Linked DNA regions of Homo sapiens: all the other regions are linked to region 1. A link is a contact called in ENCODE Hi-C or POLR2A ChIA-PET data. All regions are on one chromosome and are shown on one strand. Each heading gives the region's core, a stretch centred on a gene start or an enhancer-like site at or near the end of the contact. The rest is flanking DNA. Distances are from core to core; before and after follow the strand shown.

Region 1 (5,134 bases), core at 1,798-4,297:
AACCTCTGGGCTCAAGCAATCCTCCCCGTCAGCCTCCCAAATAGCTGGGACTTCAGGCATACCACCACACTGAGCTAATTTTTTTTAGAGAGATGGGGTCTTGCTATGTTACCCAGGCTGGTCTCAAACTCCAGGGCTCAAGCAATCCTCCCGCCTTGGCCTCCCAAAGTGCTGGGATGGCAGGGATAAGCCACTAATTTTTACCTCTTTAAAGAGGCTCTAATCCCAGCCTCACTTTTGCCCCTTTAAAGACCCTATATCCAATTACAGTCATATTCTGAGATACTGAGGGTTACGGCCTCAACCTATGAATCTTGGGGAGGCTTACAATTCAATCCATAACTATATGTGTATATAAAGGTAGGCCTGCATATAGTATACTGTGCACAGATAACTGAGCATCTTTGCCCTAATTGCCTCAAGGTTTTTTTTTTTATAAAACCTTGGTGTGATACATGTGGCTGTGCTTCTAATCGAATTTTTACATATTCTTAATAGAAATGATGAGTGTGTGTAAATTATAATCTAGAATTCGTATAAAGAATAACACACACATACACACACGGCATTAGAATAACTTCCCTCAAAGGAACAGCTCCTCCTTAATTCCGAACATTTTAAGACATCCAGAATCACTTTCCCTAAGCAATTATGATTTTACAAAATGCTGTCAAGACCATCACAAAGTTTTACTGCCCAGACGGAGCTAAATGCCTGAAGCTTTCAGCAGTGATTTATTATTTACTCTGGAGGTAAGTTGCTAAGCAAGATTTATTCAGTAAGAACAGAGCTACCCGTAACAGTACAATACGAATTTTACTGTCGGGGGGGCGGATTTTTTTTTAACCATTCCTCAAGAGAATTTGTTCTTTATAATCAGAAAAAAATACATCTACATGTAAGTTTTCATCCCTTTGTGAAATCAAGGGCGCTGTTATGCATTTGACAAACCAGTTTGGTTTCAAACATTCTTTTTTTTTTTTTTTTTTTAGATGGAGTCTCGCTCTGTCGCCCAGGCTGGAGTGCAGTGGCGCGATCTCAGCTCACTGCAAGCTCCGCCTCCCAGGTTCACGCCATTCTCCTGCCTCAGCCTCCCGAGTAGCTGGGACTACAGGCGCCCGCCACCACGCCCGGCTAATTTTTTGTATTTTTAGTAGAGACGGGGTTTCACCGTGTTAGCCAGGATGGTCTCGATCTCCTGACCTCGTGATCCACCCGCCTCCTGACCTCATGATCCACCCGCCTCGGCCTCCCAAAGTGCTGTGATTACAGGCGTGAGCCACCGAACCCGGCTGGTTTCAAACATTCTTATTTGAATTTTAGATCTGAGAAATTTTCAGTAAATTATCATAATAAAAACAGTAGAACAATTTCAAAGTCCATTGATAGAATCTGTCGGGTATCTGCTTTACCTACACAGGGCTTTTATTTTCTTGGGATTGGCTTCTTTACACTACAGTAGCCTAACTCTCACACTCATACCATCTCAGAGAGACTTGGGATTCTTAAGAAAAATAAAACACTAATAATGCAGATTTGCCAACTTTAGTTTTCAGACCAAACAAGTACTAGAGACCGATTGCTGGCCTACTTCCGCCCCCTAGTGACGATAACGTATTTTTGCTTTTTGCAAAAGGGAGGCTGGGGAGCTCGGACCAGCGATTAAAGTGACTGCCCCGTCCTGTACCCACTTCAACGACCTGTTCCCCAAGATACCTCAGGCCCTCTAGCTACCCGTTCACCAGATACAAACAAGGGATATGATAAATTCATTCACATTTCGGTGGTTTCAATTTCAAGAAATTTGCTTCTCCCCAGACGGCGTGCATTTGCACAAAAACATTGAAGCAAGAAAGTAATGTTGTGTAACTCAAAAAAGTAAGTCACAGGCTGGGCGCGGTGGCTCACGCCTGTAATCCCAGCACTTTGGGAGGCCGAGGCGGGTGGATCACGAGGTCAAGAGATCGAGACCATCCTGGCCAACATGGTGAAACCCCGTCTCTACTAAAAATACAAAAAGTAGCTGGGCGTGGTGCCGCGTGCCTGTAGTCCCAGCTACTCAGGAGGCTGAGGCAGGATAATCGCTTGAATCCGGGAGGTGGAGGTTGCAGTGAGCCGAGATCGCGCCACTGCACTCCAGCCTGGCGACAGAGCAAGACTGCGTCTCAAAAAAAAAAAAAAAAAAAAGGTAAGTCACAAATGGTGGAAATTTAGGCTTAAAGAGAAGGTCTTTTCCCTGGATGTTTGAGTTTTTTGGCTTTTAGGTTTTTTTGGGGGGGGGCGGTTGGTTTTGCTTGGGGGAGAATTTTTGCTTGTTTTTTTGGAAAGATGTCCTTAAAAAGTCATACAATGCCTCCTTTTGGTAAATCACTGCCCCTGCTATATAATTAGTCAGAGGGGTGGAAATCAGCAGAAGACCTAAGAAAATGGTTCATTTCCCAGACTTCTCACCTTCAATCCCAACCACTCCTATCCCTGTATCCAGCTAGAAGGTGCAGCTCTGGGGTGGCCACCGCATCCAATGGGGCATTTCACCCTGCAGACACGGAGTGGGTGGAAACATGAGCGAGGAATGTTCTGGTCAGACTCCAACCCTCCCACAGCTGCTAACAGGACTCCCTGCTGCAGTTCCTCAGCAGGTCAGGGAGTTTTTCAGGCAGGTAGCCAATCTCTAAGATGGCTTTAGATCAGGGGAGGCAGGGTTGAGTAAAGGGAGGTAGACAAGGAGGCAGGATCTGGGGAGTTTTACAGAGGCTCCAGGCAATGTTTCTGAACTCTGGTTTGGGCTGGTCATTAATCAAGCCCCTCCCAATGTTTGAAATTAGCCACACAACCCCATCAGGAGTCATGCCAGAAGGACACCCCTCCTGCCAGTGCCGAAATCCAATCTAGACAGAACCATGAAGAAAATGGAAAGAATGCACAGAGAGTGAGGGCTCCTTCATATTGCCAGTTAAACTTGCTGAGAAACCACAGGAGCTCTTCAGCTTCCAATCCACCATCACCAACTCCCACGGACACGGCATCTCTGGGGCAGCTGGTGGAGCAGGGCTAGGGGCTGGGAGTCAAAGGTCTCCCTGTCAGGGCATAGTTTCAACTGTCTGTAGTAGTGCAATACAGAGAGAGTCTGGTGTCAGGCAGACCTGAGTTTGAATCCCAGCTCTGCTGTGGGCTCGCCGTGCAAGCTTTGACAGCTTCTATTCCATTCTTCAATCACCAGTGCAGAGGCTTATGCCCTCAGGGACGCCATCTCTGACTCCACAACTGGATCAGATCCCCTGTTTACAAATTTTGTGATCCCTTAAAATTTTCATTCATTACATATATCACTGTTTGTAATTTTATATTTTATATATTTGATGATTTGTCTACTTTATTTTTTTTCCTTCCTGCATCCTAAGCTCAGAGAAAGCCGGGACCCATCTCTTTCATTCACTGTTTTATCCCAGGGACTAGCACACAGAATACACTTGATAGAGATTTGAGAAATGAATGAATTACACTGAGTTTTTACTGTCTGTAAAATAGAATGGAGGTTTGTTGTGAAATTAATGAAAGACTACAAATGTTAAAAAAAAATCCTCCCTGTGTCTGACACAGAGTAGTTGCTCAAAAGGGGGTGGTTCCTTTGCCACTGTCTCTCTGGGGACACTCCATAGGAGAATAGCTGTCCCTGACCTCTGGAGGTGCCACTGAGCAGTGAAATTAGCCAAAACAGAAAACCAGGGACCTGAATAATCCACAAATTCCATCACAAGTCCCTGAATAATCAAAACTAGTTGGCACATTACAATTAATTGCCTCTCCTCTATAGATGTCCCTTGATGGCAGGAAAAGTTATCTCCAGCTTCACTTTCTTTTCCATCCCAGATAGAGAGTAGCCAGAGGGACTGTAAATCCATTCCTAACATTTTCAGTTGTTTGAGTTATGTTCTACCAGAATTAAGAAGGTGACTTTAAAAACATGAAGGAGAAATAAAGGTTGCACTTCCCAGAGCAGAGTACAGGTGGAAAATGGAACTGAACTTTTAATATGAGGCTGCAGTGGAGGAGAGAGTACTAAGAATATTTTTATAGAATACTTGCATTATGGGTAATTTTTTTAAATCCAAGATTCAACTTGCATGACACTGAGGCATAAGTCTACCACTTAATGACATTTATAACTCTGTAACAATACATTTTGTATAAATTACTGCTGAGGCTTAACATTTCTGATTATGATATATAGAATGAAGTGATGTCATAAAGGCGAAGTTTGTAAGTTACGATCTGTCCTGTTGCTTTAAATAAGAGGATTTCGGAGACAATTGCCTTGATGAATATAAACTCAAATGAACCTTGAATCTCTTCAATTATTCTTATTTAGAATTCATTTTCCTTTGAACTTTCATTTAACTCAAAGCACAATGGTTCCATTATAAATCAAATGCAAGCTTGTCTTTCCTGCAATAACAAGTATGCTTTAAATAATGAAGCAACACCTATGATCATAAAAGATAATGTTTCAATGCACCAAAATACAGAAGGTAAAGAGATTTATTATCCTGGTTCAGTGACAAGAAGTTGAATATTTTTGTAGCAACAGACATCTCTATTCCAGACAACCTTTTTGTTTGACTTTTTTGTGTATTTCCTTTCCCAGAAGACTGGGCTGCCTTATTACCAATGACAGAAATCCAGGATTCAACATGCAATGCTTTTGGTGGCCAAGAAGCTTAAATCTCTCCTTGCTTAGTTTCCCCAAGAGGCTAATGGGGATGAAATCTCTCAACTTCCCTGGGCCTCTTTTCTACTATGAAAGGGCTGGGTTAAATCATCCTAAATTCATCCCAAGCTCTAAAGACTATGACTCTGTATGCCTTTCCTTTTGCACAGAATTATGGAGAGGAACAACCAAGTTAATGGAAGTAAACATACTTTAAAAGGCATAAAAGTGCTATACATAGCACTTGATGGTTTTCACTCTGCATTTTGTAAATACCTTTACACATCCATTATGTGAACTATGCTATCCAAACTATGCTAGAAAAACCCTGGAACATCTCCAAGTCATTACAGATAAAGGAGTATTATAAACAAGATCTTCTAGAGTTCCCATAATAAATTCTCTTGAAGGAGATCTAAATCCCGC
Region 2 (5,134 bases), core at 1,735-4,234, 350 kb before region 1:
GCCAAAGTACCTCCCAGACCAGAGTCCTGTCATGTGAGGGTGGTGGAAACTAGCTGCAGAAAGCCATGTGTTCAGGGGAAACCTGGGTTTTTTAGCTGGATTAGAAAGCGGATGCCAGTTTAGGGAAGAGATTGAGAATATAAAAGAAAGAACTTATCCCTAAAGGGGGATTCTAGAAGGCAAAGTGGAAAGGTTTTGGAGAGTGGGAATTCTGGAGAGGATGAGTCAATTCAGTTTCTATCACTTATTCATTCAACAAATAGTTGTGAATTCTAGCCCTTGGCGTACATGTATTTGGTGCTAAGGACTTATAAATGGAGAAGATATGGACTCTCTCCCTAAAGCACTCTTCATCCATTTATCATAGGCCATATTGGAGTTCTTTCAGAGTAATCTCCCCATGACATCATGGTGGAAGCAAAGACTATTGGGAGACTTTCAAGAAGAGATCACGGTTCACTGTCAGGTTCCCAAGCAAAGACATGAGATGGTGAAGGTGTTGACTTCACATGAGTATCCTACAATGATTCTATTGCCATCCAAGAAACAAGGCAGCACAACCTACTGCTGACTCCGTACAAATGCAAGAGGAGGGTGAAACCCCATACCAGGTGTCCCCACTTCCATCTCCACAAGATGCTTTCTTTGAGGTGCCAGCATGGAACAGTGAACAAAGAGAACAAACGTGAACTTCACTATCACAGGGATAACTGTGCTCTGTTTATGTGATTATCTCCTCCACCAGATTAAGAGCACCTCAGAAATAGGTGTCCTGCCTTATTTCTCTGTACCTAACACTGCACTTAGCACAGCATCTGGTACATAGTAGATAGTCAATAAAAATGTGTTGGCTGAAATGAACTGAACCATACAACTCACATTTGCATGATATTTAACAGTTGACCAAGTAGCTTCACATTAAATATCCCAGGGTTATACAAACTTTGCAAAGTAACCATTTGCATAGCTCTACTTTGTTGAATGCTCTCTACCTGTTAGAATCAGCATAATTATTTTCTTCACTTTACATATGCAAAAAGTGAAGTTCAAAAATTAAACAACTTGCTGTGGGTTATACAGTTAGCCACCCGTGGAGATAGAACTAGAATCCAGAGAATCCTGGACAGTTTCTGTTACAAAATGCTGTAGCCCAGAGGAAGTTAATTCCTTGGTGGGCAGTGAGTGTGAAAAAGGAGAGAAGTAATGACATTATGTAGTATAATAGTATTGATACAATTACATGATATACAATAGTGTTGATACTATTATACTATAATAGTATAATGATATTACATAGTATAATAGTATTGATAGTACAGTAATAATATACTATTAATAATTATAATAATTTACTACCCCTCTATTCTCTGCAGCTTTTACCTATACAATCTCTAATATAAAAACCTGTAGAATACCTATTATTATTCCATTTTACACATGAAGAAACTAAGAATCAGAGAGCCTAATTAATTTACCCAAGTTCCCAGAGCAAGAAACAGGTACACTGCAGCTCCAAACCCAAGTCTGAATTCTTTCTCCCATTCTATTCTGCCTCACAAATCATCCCAAATCAGTCCCTGAATGTTCTCTTGCCTAAATCTTCAACCCTAAGTATACTAAAATGTATAGCCAGAAAGAATTTTAGCAGTTTTGTTTTTGTTTTTTTGTTTTTGTTTTACACCAGTGCTGACAGTCAACCAGCCACACTTAACTGACTACTATTCATTATTACTTGGGGGGATAAACAAAGAGGTGAATAGAAAAAAGAAAAGATCATTAATTCTTTCTTTCTTTCATTCATCAAATATTTATTGAGTGCTCATCATATGCTGGTCACTGTTCTGGGCATTGAGGATGAAGAATGAAATAAAACAGAAAAAAATCTCATTCCTCATGGAACACCGATTCCAGCCAGTCACTGTCCTCAGTGGTCCTTACTCTTGTTACAGGTACCCTCCCCCACCACCCCCCATCCTCGACACACACACACACACACACACACACACTCATAGAGCCTTTCCCACCTCTGCAAATGGCAATCGTGTTCTCTGGCCCCCAGGTTCTGAAGAGAGACAGGCTGCCCTGTAAACACAGCATCCGCAAATGATGTCCAGGGACTGGATTTTTATAGGGCCTAGAAAATTGTACCCCTATGGCTATTTGAGAGAACCTGCAGCCATCATTTCCCTTAGTCAGGGGGATGTAGAGATAAGGGAAGAAAGCAGATGGCAGGCAAGCTGCAAAATACCATGGCTGAATCACACGTGCTCAAAAAATGAGCTGCTCTACCAGACCTCAGCTGAAAGCTACCAAGCTGAATCTAAGGGTTATGTTGAGATATTGTCTTGCAACCTCAGCCCTCAGAAATGGTTGTGTTTCCTTTGAATGCTGTCTACCTCTCCTCCCACGTGGGCAGAGCTCCTCATTGCCAAGCCTATTTTTACGGTTCATCTCCAAAACAAGTACAAAATAGTGTGGGTCTCAGATGAGTCCTCCCTCTCACTGGCCACTGGAACACCATCTGCAAGTTGAGTGGGAACAGTAAACACTGCAGGTTAAGTAACTTATTACTAATATTTTCCTTGAGCTCTGAAACTTTTTAAACAAACAACAACAACAATTGTATCATAATAACCTTCCAGAGGTTAACAGCCGGCAGGTGGTCCAGCTCAGTTGAAATGCAAACCAGACAGCTGTTTGATTATAAACTGTTGATTCTTAATGGTGATCTGGGGAAAACTTCTTGCTGAAAAAGGGTCTTCTCTTAAAAATCCCTAATGAAACAACACATAAATGTCAAAATGACAAAAATAAGGAAGTGTGTCATAGACTAAGCATTTTAATGTCCTTTCTGGCTTCCTCCAGAGTGTATGTACTCTAGACCTAGCCACATTTAATGGCACAGATTCCTAAAGAGGCGGTGCGCAGCATGAATTTTTACGACCCAAATAAAACTTGGAGAGTCACTTTCCCTGCCATAGTCAGTGTCCTCAGCAGATGTGTGGGAGGCTCGTGTTTCAAACCAGCCACCGAGCCAGCACTTTACCTGGACCCAGAGGCTATGCAAAGAGTGAACATGTGAGGAGGATATTAGGAAACGGAGTAGTGTAGCATTATCCTGTCTGTCTCCAAGCCATTAAAACCTGGTGGGGATTCCCCTGGGAACCCTTGGTAAAATTAGAGAAAATTCCAAGGACTGATAAAATGGTTTGAGAATGGAGGATAAAAAGTTTCTAGTCAAAACCTTATATTAACACCACAGGGCCCCACAGACTGATGGCCATGACTGTTTTCTTCCCCTGATGATGAAATGAGACAAAAGAAAATCACTCTTTAAATCCATATTTAATTACTTGTCTATTACATTACAATCAGAAACATTTCAGAAAGTTTGCAAAGAAAAAAAGTCAATCTCATGTACCTCATAGATATGTGCATAAAAATATAAAAATTGTTTTAAAAAGAAAAGAGTCAGACTTTTTTATACTAAAATCTATGGCAAGGGGTGAAATGCAAAAACCTTAGGACAGTAAAGAAAAACAAACTGATATGACAACCATCTTTTTTAAAAAAAAAAACAGAAATAAGGAACAAAAATGAACAGCGTAAAAGGGAGAAGTTCGTATCTCCTAGCTTAGTTGCAATAAATTAGTAGAAACTTGAGATCACAGGGTGTGAAAAAAAGATGTTACTTGGTTTTGCTCCATGTTTGATGGGGTTTTCTGACCTGACCAAGGGCAAGAGCAAGGGGTAGCAATGAGCTGGACACCCTGGGATAGGATGGGTAGGAACAGAAGGAAGCACCCAGCATGCTTAGCAGGCCCTAAATACCTTCTAATACCATCAAAGGAAAAACAGAACTAGAAGGAGTTAAAGCGCTAAAATGAGATTTTATTCAGAAAAATTATTGCAATGAGTGAAAAGGGACCTCAGTACGGAACTAGGCTCAATTCTCAACACAACAAAGAAAAGTGGGAATTTGTAGCCAAGGAGTGGGTTGGGGGAGGCAGGGGGATATGGATGGAAAATTCCTAAGAGCAAACATGAAGGGACGGGGGACTCTGGCTAAACAAACCTAACAGGACTCTTGCTGAAGGCAGGCAGGGTGACCAGACATCACCTGGGAGGCGGTGGAGGGTGAGGAACCTGGTCAGATACGGAGGGGGTCAGAAATCCAGGATGGGGTATTCTGGCTAAACTTAATAGGATTCTTGCTAAAATTGGACAATACAGGGATGAATACAGAAGCCTAAAAGTGAAGATCCATTGGAAAAAAGATTCAGAGGAGCCTGATTAAAATTTGTTCAAGGACAGAAACTTTATCACTAGCTTGTAGAAAGAGGGATACAAGGGTGGTAGTGATACATTCTGATAAAACAGTCTAAATCCTTTTGAGGGCTTTTTAATTTTACCATACCAGAACCAAACTAGGGTTGCTTCTTAATTCCTGAAGCCTCTGAAGGTGAGACAAAATATAATTTAATAAATATTTATTGATGCTTGGCATACAATATATACTCTGCTAGGCAATATGGAGCTACAAAAACCAAGTCAATTCTATCCTGTCGTGTTCACTATTATACTCCAGGACTCTTAGAATGATGACTAGCACATAGTAGGTGCTCAATAAGCATTTTTATGCTAAACAAAAAATCAAGGACAGTTCTTGACCTCAAAGAGCTTTCAACCCCCAAGAAGGAAAAACACATGAATAATGAACTAGAAGAGAAAACATAAAGGCAAGAAGATTCTTCTCTGTACTTTACTGTCAGGTTTGTTATATTTGTATCTGCTATGTAGTTAAGGAGCTTCCAGGAATGCTACATGGGGGAGGGACACTTTGAGCTTGACCTGAAAGTTTGAGAAGGATTTCAACAACGAAGGTTAATTCCAGAGACACAGTAAGTTAAGAAACATAAGTGCAGATAGTAAAAACTGATACTGAATTTACCTAGTCACAACACATTTCTTCATAGATTGCTCCCATTGCCTTTAAAACTCTAAATATTAGTAATTGATACCTCCACATATTTTTCATGTTAAAGAATTTTTGTTTTAAAAGTACAATCATGTAGTTTTCTCTCTGAAATAGTCATCCCTCAGAATCCCTAGGGGATTGGTCCCAGGACCCTCT
Region 3 (5,134 bases), core at 1,326-3,825, 280 kb before region 1:
TGATCTTGGACAAACCTGAGAAAAACAAGCAATGGGGAAAGGATTCCCTGTTTAATACATGGTGCTGGGAAAACTGGATAGCCATATGTAGAAAGCTGAAACTGGATCCCTTCCTTACACCTTATACAAAAATTAATTCAAGATGGATTAAAGACTTACATGTTAGACCTAAAACCATAAAAACCCTAGAAGAAAACCTAGGCATCACCATTCAGGACATAGGCATGGGCAAGGACTTCATGTCTAAAACACCAAAAGCAATGGCAACAAAAGACAAAATTGACAAATGGGATCTAATTAAACTAAAGAGCTTCTGCACAGCAAAAGAAACTACCATCAGAGTGAACAGGCAACCTACAAAATGGGAGAAAATTTTTGCAATCTACTCATCTGACAAAGGGCTAATATCCAGAATCTACAATGAACTCAAACAAATTTACAAGAAAAAAACAAACAACCCCATCAAAAAGTGGGCAAAGGACATGAACAGACACTTCTCAAAAGAAGACATTTATGCAGCCAAAAAACACAGAAAAAATGCTCACCATCACTGGCCATCAGAGAAATGCAAATCAAAACCACAATGAGATACCATCTCACACCAGTTAGAATGGCAATCATTAAAAAGTCAGGAAACAACAGGTGCTGGAGAGGATATGGAGAAATAGGAACACTTTTACACTGTTGTTGGGACTGTAAACTAGTTCAACCCTTGTGGAAGTCGGTGTGGTGATTCCTCAGGGATCTGGAACTGGAAATACCATTTGACCCAGCCATCCCATTACTGGGTATATACCCAAAGGACTATAAATCATGCTGCTATAAAGACACATGCACATGTATGTTTATTGCGGCACTATTCACAATAGCAAAGACTTGGAACCAACCCAAATGTCCATCAATGATAGACTGGATTAAGAAAATGTGGCACATATACACCATGGAATACTATGCAGCCATAAAAAATGATGAGTTCATGTCCTTTGTAGGGACATGGATGAAATTGGAAATCATCATTGTCAGTAAACTATAGCAAGAACAAAAAACCAAACACCACATATTCTCACTCATAGGTGGGAATTGAACAATGAGAACACATAGACACAGGAAGGGGAACATCACACTCTGGGGACTGTTGTGGGGTGGGGGGAGGGGGGAGGGATAGCTTTAGGAGATATACCTAATGCTAAATGATGAGTTAATGGGTGCAGCACACCAGCATGGCACATGTATACATGTGTAACTAACCTGCACATTGTGCACATGTACCCTAAAGCTTAAAGTATAATAATAATAAAATAAAAAATAAAAAATAAAAAAAAAGATTAAGTCCTGGAACTTTGATAATAAGCTATCTTGAGAGATATCGGAGATGTCAGGAAACAAGGACGACTATATTGAGTAAGCCTGAATTATAGAAAAGAAATGTTTAGAAATCTTTTCTCCAAGAGAATTCCCTGGAACTTAAAACCTACACCAACATACGGCAATCTTTCCACCTTTTATTTATGCTTCCCAAGGATACAGTCTTTGCTAAGGACTCATTTCTGAGCATCTAAGAAGCCAGACTTCGTGAGCCCACTAGCCTCTGAGTTCCTCAAAGGCACAGGCTACATTTCTGTCAACTTTGTGTATCAGCACCCAGTACATAATAGGTCTTCCTAGATGCCTATTGTTGGAATGGCTTCCCAGCCCTTCTGTCCACCATATAATGAGGCATTCAATTCCCCAGTGCACACCTCTGCCTTTTACATGAGATTAGGCAGTGCTCAGTAAGCCGTCACTAATATCATTTACATTGATCTGGTGGCAATGAGTGAGATAGTTATCAAGTGTCATAGCACAAGGACACACTTACAGGAACGAGCAGCAGTCTTGGAGCAATGTTGCTGCAGCTATATTCAATATTTTTGTAGCATGGTACTAGAGGCCACCTACTATATACCATCCACCCATTCATTCAACAAATACATATTGGATACTTATATATGCCAGGCACAGGTATTGGCATAAGAAATACAACCCATCCACGGTCTTCCTGAAATGGTCAAACAGCCAGTCCTAATTTTGGACCAATCAGTAAATAAACATTGATCCAAAAAGCAGCCAGCATGTGTTAGAATATAACCTAAGCAGTTTTAGGAAATTGATGCAATAGATGCTAACTATGCCCTCAAGAATCTAACAGACTAAAGGAGTAGTTGTCACTACAAACAGCAAAGGAAAGTTGGGAAAACTTAACAGAATGAAGACATATCCAACAAGAAGAAAAGTCATTAAATGTCTTGGTGTACAGAGGAGGAAAAATTCTGTCCAGCCTCATGTGGCCTGTTAGATCTGGGGCTTTGGCAGAGTTGGTTCTCTGAAGACAAAGATCAGTAGGGTCAGCCCTGATCAGAAATGTGAGGAAAGGAAAGAGGAACTAGCCTTGATAAAACAGTACGGCAGGCTTTTACAGCCGTGACTTCCTATAATTCTCGTAGCAGCTATTTGTCATGAACTTTTGTCATTATGCCAGGTTGCTCAATACCCAAGCCTTGTAAAGAAACTTGGCTGGGCACAGTGGCTCTCTCCTGTCCTGTAATCCCAACACTTTAGGAGGCCAAGGCTGGCAGGTCGCTTGAGTCCAGGGGTTTAAGACCAGCCTGGGCAACACAGTGAAACCCCATCTCTACAAAAATTATCCAGGCATGGTGGTATGCACCTCTAATTCCAGCTACTTGGGAGGCTGAGGTGGGAGGATTGCTTATGCCCAGGAAGCACAGGCTACAGTGAGCCATGATTGCACCAGGTATTCCAACCTGGGCAACAGAGTGAGACTCTGCTTCAACAACAACAAAAAAGGAACTCTCTACCTTCTGACCAACAGGATATGCAGCCCCAGGCAAGCTTTGAATAAGGAGCAAGTAACACCAAGAGGAATGACCTATGAGCCATGTGTATCTTTGGGGGTGCATGGAGAGGTAAAATGCAGGTCCTAGCTGCATTTTAGCTGAGGTTCTGGCTGCTCAGCTCCTCTTGGTCTCTGCCCATTTTGCAAGCCTGGTTCCAGCCTTCTCCTCAGTTCTGTGAATTACCTGATACGCCTCCAATGAAGCACTTTTCTGCTTAAGTTAACCAGAGTCATTTCAGCTGCTTACTACCAAGAATGTTGACTAAAACACTGCAGTATAGACACTATTCACTGAGTTCTACAGATAAGGAAACCAAGACTCTGGGAAGCTAAGTACACGGCTGGTGAGTGACACAGGTGTGGTTTAAGCTCACGCCTTCTGACCTCGATCAAACCCAGAGATGCTTCCCCTAGTGCTATGTTAGTCAGGGCAGCTTTGGTTGCAAAATGACAGAAAAAATAGCAACTGAAACTGGAGTAGAAAAAAAAATAGAAAAAATGATCTTAGTAGAAATATAGAAAGCACACCTGGCTTTATTCCCCAAGGGCTGCTGAGTCCATCCAGCTACATATCCCTGGTGTGTGTTCTCACCTACGTGGACTTCATTCCCAGGACACCCTTCCAGCAGGGTGGTCCTCTCCAGGCTGAAACTCTCACAACTGCAAGCACAGGAGAAAAGGGACAGTTATTTTCCTTGTAAGTTTGAATGAAAGTCTTAGGCTTGACGCTCCCTGAACCATCTCAGTGGCCAGGGATAGGATGTATTACTGGCCAACCTGACTCATATGTGCCCTTCCAAAGTCAGTGGTTGACTCAACACCACTCAAACTTTATAGGCTGAAGTTGTTGGAACAGTGGTTCCAAAGAGAAGAATCAGATTACCTTTACCAGAAGAAAGGTGAATGGATATTGGGTGGCAAAAACAACAGATACCCCCCAGAGTCTACCCCTTCTGCAGTATGGGTGGCACTCGTCTTTCCAGCTTTTATCTGCACTGCAGTAGAGCCTTTCTCCAAAACTGAATCCCACCAGCCACAAGATCTATCTTCCTCCCAAAAAAATTTCTTTCCAATTCTTTTGCACATACTATACATGCTAGAGACTTAAATGACTCCATCCATGGGCCTTTGCATTTTGAATAAAAGCAGAAAATATTTCTGGGAGCTATTGTGAAAGCTATATGTTAAGGGAGGAAATTTGGACATGGAGTACTGATTGGCTCATTGTGGCTTTTCCCTAAAATCCTATCACAGGGTCAGCCAGCTACTCTGGGGTATGAGTCAGTAGGGGCTTTGTGACAGGCAAGACCTTGGCCCTGAGATGCCAGAGCAGAGGGTAAAGTGCCACATCAGGTCCAAGGGGGAGTGCTATGGGTCAGAGCCAGAAAATCATGCCCAAGCAATTTAGAGAGAAAGAAAGCCTTGAAGCTGGAGCTTGAAGCTAAGGGATTAGAAGTATCTAGAGAAGATGAGATCAAGGAGCACAGAAAGGGGCAGAGTCTAAGTTGAAGCTGGAAACACCATGTGGATTGAGCAGAAATGGTTGTGCTCCTTGTAGCGTGCAGTGGGGTGGGCCAGCGCTACTTAAGGGGCTGGATTGAGCAGAACCTTGACCTCCATGGAAGGCCAGCTCCGTGGCCTTGCCCACTTTGCTCTTTGTTCTCCCCGCTCCCACTCTAAAGTTTTTCTTAGAACTGAGCCCGCACTCTGAGGCTGATCTTAAGTTGAAATTGCAAAACTTCAATATTTACTAAACACCAACAGCTAAGCCCTAGGCTAGGTGATATCCAGTACACAGCTGAAGAGGACGCAATTTTCACCCTGGCAAAATTTACTGAGAGTGGGAGAAGCAACTGAGGTTTTTTTAATGATGATAAAAATATTAGTTCTATAATAGAGGTTTATACAAAGTTACCATAGGAACTCAGAAAAGGAGCAATTAACCTGAGTGCTCCTTAAGGTTGTGGGAGGGAACAGTGGGTAATAAAAGTAGAAGGGAAAGTTGGACCTGATTCTCAATGGAATGGCATAAGTTGAGAAAGGAGAATCAATAGGAATTAAGAGTTGGATCAAAAAACACTCCACACCATGACCTTCAGTTCCTCCCTAGAGTAGGAGCCATCTGCAGTGTATGCCTGGAACCTGGAATGGGGCCTTCTACCTAGAGGGGACTCAGTAAATGTTTGTGAATTAAACAAACAAACTCTGCTCTGCCTTTGGAACAGAATGTAGACCTCCAAC

Evidence for each region. A loop is a pair of places that touch in the nucleus more often than their neighbours do. ChIA-PET counts read pairs that join two places held with the same protein, here RNA polymerase II (POLR2A). Pooled maps may share reads with other maps.
Region 2: a loop to region 1 is called in a map of A673, with 2.3 times the contacts of the local background. The contact joins two enhancer-like sites. A Hi-C loop is called at or near these places in 1 of 168 maps with a recorded cell type or tissue (A673), 1 of 37 single-sample maps with no recorded cell type and 1 of 50 pooled maps.
Region 3: a loop to region 1 is called in a pooled map, with 2.3 times the contacts of the local background. The contact joins two enhancer-like sites. A Hi-C loop is called at or near these places in 1 of 37 single-sample maps with no recorded cell type and 2 of 50 pooled maps. POLR2A ChIA-PET finds 5 or more read pairs at or near these places in 1 of 52 experiments (activated T-cell).

Annotation. Positions count from the first base shown.
Region 1 is chr2:65,637,169-65,642,302 of GRCh38, reverse strand. No RefSeq gene overlaps it. Among named protein-coding and RNA genes, the nearest start is that of LINC03050, 37 kb to the right of the region's middle. Within about 2 kb of position 3,047, at least 2 of the 41 ENCODE cell types and tissues checked have a DNase peak (open chromatin) inside an H3K27ac peak, as active enhancers do; they include A673, where a contact is called at or near this core.
Region 2 is chr2:65,989,386-65,994,519 of GRCh38, reverse strand. All of the region lies in intron 2 of LINC02934 (long intergenic non-protein coding RNA 2934), which reads right to left. Among named protein-coding and RNA genes, the nearest start is that of LINC02934, 200 kb to the right of the region's middle. Within about 2 kb of position 2,984, at least 2 of the 41 ENCODE cell types and tissues checked have a DNase peak (open chromatin) inside an H3K27ac peak, as active enhancers do; they include A673, where a contact is called at or near this core.
Region 3 is chr2:65,920,357-65,925,490 of GRCh38, reverse strand. The region is part of intron 1 of LINC02934 (long intergenic non-protein coding RNA 2934); the gene reads right to left. Among named protein-coding and RNA genes, the nearest start is that of LINC02934, 130 kb to the right of the region's middle. Within about 2 kb of position 2,575, at least 2 of the 41 ENCODE cell types and tissues checked have a DNase peak (open chromatin) inside an H3K27ac peak, as active enhancers do.